Regions from separate parts of the Homo sapiens genome. Here region 1 is linked to region 2. Evidence: read pairs that join two places in POLR2A ChIA-PET (ENCODE). Cell type or tissue: K562. All regions are shown on one strand. Each heading gives the region's core, and the rest is flanking DNA. Links, peaks and the distances in the headings are about the cores only. Region 1 overlaps MYO15A (myosin XVA). Region 2 overlaps FLII (FLII actin remodeling protein).

Evidence for each region. Peaks named below come from ENCODE experiments on the same cell type or tissue, not always from the same donor. Only the 100,000 strongest peaks of a DNase experiment are listed, where the experiment ranks them.
Region 1: POLR2A ChIA-PET joins it to region 2 with 6 read pairs; 2 of 35 experiments call an interaction of 5 or more read pairs at or near these places.

The regions. Positions count from the first base shown.
Region 1 is chr17:18,111,592-18,114,491 of GRCh38, forward strand. All of the region lies in intron 1 of MYO15A (myosin XVA), which reads left to right. The region is part of intron 1 of LOC105371566 (a long non-coding RNA gene); the gene reads right to left. Among named protein-coding and RNA genes, the nearest start is that of MYO15A, 4.3 kb to the left of the region's middle. In K562, for the core only: no CTCF peak of the experiment used is centred there; no DNase peak of the experiment used is centred there.
Region 2 is chr17:18,246,338-18,249,237 of GRCh38, forward strand. It overlaps FLII (FLII actin remodeling protein), which reads right to left. Exons shown (of 30, transcript NM_002018.4): 16 at 2,790-2,864; 17 at 2,463-2,546; 18 at 2,213-2,384; 19 at 1,592-1,696; 20 at 1,320-1,511; 21 at 832-1,020; 22 at 576-715; 23 at 257-491; 24 at 1-125. Among named protein-coding and RNA genes, the nearest start is that of FLII, 11 kb to the right of the region's middle. RefSeq lists enhancers at 668-1,219, 1,770-2,319, 2,299-2,368. In K562, for the core only: a CTCF peak has its summit at 2,088 (motif pointing right); DNase peaks (open chromatin) are centred at 804, 1,114 and 2,094; H3K4me3 peaks cover 150 bases.

The DNA of each region.
Region 1 (2,900 bases), core at 212-2,711, 130 kb before region 2:
CTGGAACCTACCAGAGAAGGGGCAGCCTCAGCTGACTACTATCCTGAGGTCAAGCCTGGGACCCAGAGACCAGGAGGGATCAGGTGGGCAGGACTTGCTGCCAGCAGTCACCCAGACCTCCTCACTCAGAGCAGACAGGCAGCAGCCTGTAGCAATGACGTTGGCAGTCATAACAACAGCTGCTTGCCCAGGCCAGCCACTGTGCCCAGCTCTCCGCTATCTCATGTAATGCCCAGGTCAGCCCTGGTAAGGGAGGCATCTACACTCACAGATGAGGAGACTCCAACGCTGAGGCTGCATGACTTGCTATGGGTCAGATCCAGGAGAGGAATGAGACCTGACCCAGAGCTCTGAGCCACTGGGCTCCACGTCCCCTGGGCTAGAGCTGGGCTTGCCTCTCTGAGAGGCAGGTTCTTCATCTGGACAATGGGGCTTTGCAGTGGAAAGATGCCTGCCTGAGGCTTTGAGGCAGGACTTGGGCAAGCCCGCTAGAGAATGGTGGCCTCTCAGCCTTTCTTCTGGACAGACAGACAAGGCTCCCCTACTTGGGGCAGACAGAAGGTATGGCTCTGGGAGGTGCTCTTGGGCCTGAAGGGCCAGCCCTGCCCTGCTTCTCCCCAGCAAGTCTCTGACCTCTCTCTGCTTCACTTTCAACAAATGTAACAAATGTTACATGACACTGGGGTGGGGGTGGGGTTGGACCTGTGACATCTCAGGTCCCTGACATTCTTCCTGAGAGCCCCTCTAAAGTGGTGTTTCCACTCAGTCTCCAATCCCTTTTTTTTTCCATTTTCACATATACACTTTTTTGGGGGGTCGTGGGGGACAGGGTCTCGCACCGTCACACAGGCTGGATTGCAGTGGTGCAATCTTGGCTCACTGCAACCTCCACATCCTGAGTTCAAGTGATTCTTCTGCCTCAGCCACCACACTGTGCATATCTGTAGCTGGGATTACAGGTGTGCACCACCATGTTCGGCTGATTTTTGTATTTTTAGTAGAGACAGGGTTTTGCCATATTGTCTGGGCTGGTCTTGAACTCCTAGCTTCGAGTGATCCACCTGCCTCGGCCTCCCGAAGTGCTGGGACTACAGGTGTGAGCCAGCGCACCTAGCCCACATTTACACTTTTAAATGTTACATTTTTTTTGGTTTTTGACTCAGAAATGCATTCATATGGATAAAAATCAAACTAATATAGAAAGATTTACAGTGAGATAACTATTCTCATTAATTTCTTATGTATCTTTTGCTGTATTATTATTATTTTTTTTTGAAACGGAGTCTCACTCTGTCACCTGGACCGGAGTGCAGTAGCATGATCTCAGCTCACTGCAACCTCTGCCTCCCGGGTTCAAGAAATTCTCCTGCCTCAGCCTCCCAAGTAGCTAGGACTACAGGCACACGCTGCTACACCCAGCTAATTTTTTTGTATTTTAGTAGAGATGGGGTTTCACCGTGTTGCCCAGGCTGGTCTCGAACTCCTGAGCTCAGGTAATCAGCCTACCTTGGCCTCTCAAAGTGCTAGGATTACAGGTGTGAGCCACCACACCTGGCGCTGTATTTCTTTTGTTTGTTTTGACACAGAGTCTTGCTCTGTGTCAGAGGCTGGAGTGCAGTGGCATGATCACAACTCACTGCAGCCTCAAAATCCTGGCTCAAGCGATCCTCCCACTTCAGCCTCCTGAGTAGCTGGGCCTACAGGTGCTTGCCACCTGTAATTTTTCGGTTTGTTATCTAGGGACAGGGTCTCGTTATATTGCCTGGGCTAGTTTCAAACTCCTGGGCTCCTCCCATCTCAGCTTTTCAAAGTGCCCAGGCATGAGCCACTGCTCCTGGCTGCAGTATTTCTAATATGGAAATAAAAAAGCAAACACAAGCTGAGCATGGTGGCTCAGTGGCTCATGCCTATAATCCCAGCACTTTGGGAGGATGAGGTGGGCAGATCACTTGAGGCCAGGAGTTCAAGACCAGCCCGGCCAACATGGCAAAACCCTGTCCCTACTAAAAATACAAAAATTAGTCAGGCATGGTGGTGCATGCCTGTAATTCCAGCTACTCAGGAAGCTGAGGCCTAGGAGGTGGAGGTTGCAGTGAGCTGAGATCGCATCACTGCTCTCCAGCCCGGTTGACGGAGTGAGACTGTCTCAAAAAAAAAAAAAAGGCAAACATAAGAATACAAACTTATATTCTTAGCACCTCCCCTGACACACACACACACACACACACACACACACACACACACACACACTCTTCCTACAGAAAGGCCTCAGTAAACACTGTAGTCAACAGGCTGATCTGCAGCCTGCTTCCTGCACTAGCAGGTCCTGGAGATCGCTCCCTATCAGGACACAGAGATCGTCCACATTCCTTGTTATAGCTGTGTTGTGTTCCATCCTGGAATGCATTGTGGTGTACTGCAGCAATGAGCAGCTCTGTTTGTGTGTCCTTACCCATAAGGACGTGTAAGAGAGATCCCCAGGGGTGGATTACTTGCATCCTTCCTTCCTTCCCTCCCTCTTGTCCTTTTTCTTTTTTAAAACAATCAATATATAATCCGCACTCCATACAATTCACCCATCAAAGTGTACAATGCTGTGGTTTTAGTATGCTCACAAGTGTGCCCACCTTGTGACCACCACAGTCCTGTCTTTTTTTTTTTTTTTTTTTTTTTTTTGAGACGGAGTTTTTGCTCTTGTTGCCCAGGCTGGAGTGCAATGGCTTCATCTTGGCTCACTGCAACCTCTGCCTCCCAGGTTCAAGTGATTCTCCTGCCTCAGCCTCCTGAGTAGCTGCAATTACAGGCATGCGCCACCACGCCCAGCTAATTTTTGTATTTTTAGTGGAAATGAGGTTTTACCATGTTGGTCAGGCTGGTCTCGAACTCTTGACCACATATGA
Region 2 (2,900 bases), core at 83-2,582:
ATCTGGTAGAGGCTGGGCTGTTGGGCGCCCTGGACCGCCTTCCTCTTGCCCCGGTGGATGATGAACTTCCTCTTGAAATGGGACAGGAACTTGGGGTTCTCCTGCTGCTGCGTCATGCGTACCACCTGGGGATGTGGAAGTGTTAGGGGCAGCTCCCTGGACCCCCACCTGCCCCTCGGGAGCCTAACCTTCGCTGGGTCTGAGCCCCACCACACCCCTCCGCCTGGCCTCGGGCTCGCGGGGCTGCCAGGCACACCTCCAGCTTCCCAGGGAAGAGGCTCTCGAACTTCTTTTGCAGGCTGAAGGTGAAGGTGAGCCAGCCCATATTGGAGGCTTCACGGCCCTGCCAGAAGTACACGATGCACTGGAAGTCCTCCTCTGGCTGCTTCTCCTCTGCCTCAGCGGTTGCTTCCTCGCCTTCTTTGCCCTCGGCCTTCTCCTCCTTGTCTTCCTTCTTTTCCTCCTCCTCGTACTCCACAGGCACCCAGTACCTGCCGGGTTGGAAGGTTGTGAGCAGGGGCTCGAGCCCCCAGCACCAGGGGAGGGACTTGGGGAAGGGAGTGCTGAGGTGGTACCTGCAGAGGAAGACGTAGCAGTCCTGCGTGTAGAAGTGGCCAAACTCCTCTTCCGGCAGCCGCGCAAACTTCTTGCCCTCCAGCACGAAACCCTCCATGCCGTCTAGGTCTTCGTTCCACTCCTCCATCAGCTGCTCCGCCTGCAGGTGAGAGGGACCCGCCCCGCGGCAGGTCTGAGCGCGCTCTGCGCATAGGCCCCGCCCTCGGCCTGCCCCCCACCCCCCCCCCCGCGCCCCGGTCCCGGCCCTGCCCCCACCTCGGCCAGCGACATGGGCGGCTGCCGCGGCAGGAAAAGCGCAGTGAGGTCAGCCTTCATCTGGTCTTTCTTCTCGGCGTCGCGTTTCACCTTCCCGGAGAGACCCGGGCTCTGCAGCACGGCCTCCGCATTGCGTGTGTAGTCCACCGTCAACACATCGTCCCAATTCTTGAACTTGGCCTTGAACACCTGCCAGGGAGGCCATCAACTAACCATGAGGGGTGCGGCATGATTAGAGTTGGAGGAAGTAGCCCGAGGCTTGAGGCGGGACCCAAGGGAGATCTAGGGCGGGGCTTGGGAGGCGGGGCCTCGGACACGGAGGTAGGAATAGGAGGGGCAGCTTGCAGAGGGGGCGGGGCCTGGGCAGAGTCAGCAAAGAGGAGGTGGGTTTGGGCCCAGCTCTGTAGGGAGGTAGTGAAGCCACAGGGGTCAGGGCATGTCAGGGTGCGAAGGATCCTGGGGAGGGGCCTCCGAAGCTGCAAGCGCACCTGCGCCTCGGTGCCCTCGAGGCTGCGGCTGACCGTGGCATGGCGTGGCCGGTGCAGCATCCCGCACAGCTCCTGACCCAGCTTGAGGGCGGCAGCGCGCACCAGGCGCGGGGACTTGCGGCCGAGCCAGATGAACACGTCGGACCAACAGTCCAGAATGTACACGCAGCGCGTGTCCAGCAGACTCTGCAGCTGCGGACCGGGAGTCTGGAGGTCAAAGCCCAGCCAACGGGGAGGGATCTGGCCCCACGCCCTCCTCCTGCATCTCTTACCAGCCGCATTCTTGGCATCAGCTCCACCTTGGGACGCTGCTTATGTTCCACGGAGAGCTTGTAGTTGATCTGTGGCAGCTCCAGGTAGCCCAAGCCCAGGCCCACCTGGCAGGAAGGATGAGCATGGCAGGGAAGGGATCTGGAGACAGGAACCTCACCCACACAGCCCTCTGCTCTGGAACCAGCCCTGCCCTGCAGCGTGGCTCACTGACTGCTTCTGTTTCCCCCTCCCCTTCAAGGTCTTTTTAGGGATATCCTTTCAGAAGGGCTTTTAAATGGAGTTTTCCCTGCCTGCCCTCTCCAGGCCCTTCATGCCATTTCTAATTAACGTGTCCCTTTCCTGTTCACAAGAATCTAGATAATTGAGCCAAGGTTCCCAGCCCTGGCACTAGGTGCTTCTGTCTCCCCTACGGCCCCACCATCCTGGAAAGACTCCGTGAGGCTACTTCTCAAAAGCAGCCTCCAGACCTTTGCTCATACTGTTCCTTGTCCAGAAGGTGGCACCCTCTCCCCACCAAAGTCGAGATGGAGCCCAAAGCCAACTACATCGGTGTGTAGTCCATTCCCCCAGTCGGTGGGTGAACTTGGGAGGCCAAGGTGGGCCTCAGCAGCAGGGCTCACCTTGTACAGCTTGGGCTGCGGCGGCCAGAAGTCTTCAGGCACGTGCTTCTTGATCTCAGAGGGCTCCCCACCCAGTGCCTCCCAGAACTCTGGGAGCTCCTGGCCCTGCACCAGCAGTGTGATCTCAGCCTTCCCTTTCCGCTCATTCTTGTTAATTTTCTCTGCAAAGAGCCTGAGAGCAGGATGCAAAGTCATCAGCGAGGCTCACACCCCTTTCCTTCACACAAAAGACCCCACGGTGTCCTTGTACCTGGCCTTGGTGGTGCTGCTCAGTGTGGCCTGGGCCCCCCGCCATACGTAGATGTCTAGCCCTCGGTCCAGCAGGAAAACAAACCTGGACAAGAAGGGGCAGGAAGGAGCTGTGATGGTGCATGGGGCAATGGTCACCCCATGCTCCTGACCCCACCAAAAAAAATCCCTCACTATGGGGTTTCTGGGTAAGCCCCAGGGACCCCCCGCCAAGCTCGTGGGCAGGAATTGCTAGAGGGCCTCCTCTTCTAAGAGGCCCACACCTGCCCCCACTGGTGGGGAGGAGGCTGAGGATGAAGCACCCCCACCTCACATTGTTGGGGCTCACCTTGGGTCCAGAGAGGTCCCCTTGAGGGGCACAGGCTCCAACTTGATGTTCTTTTTCCCATACACACGATACATCCTGGGCGCAGGGCAAGAGTGGCTCAGTGTAGGCACC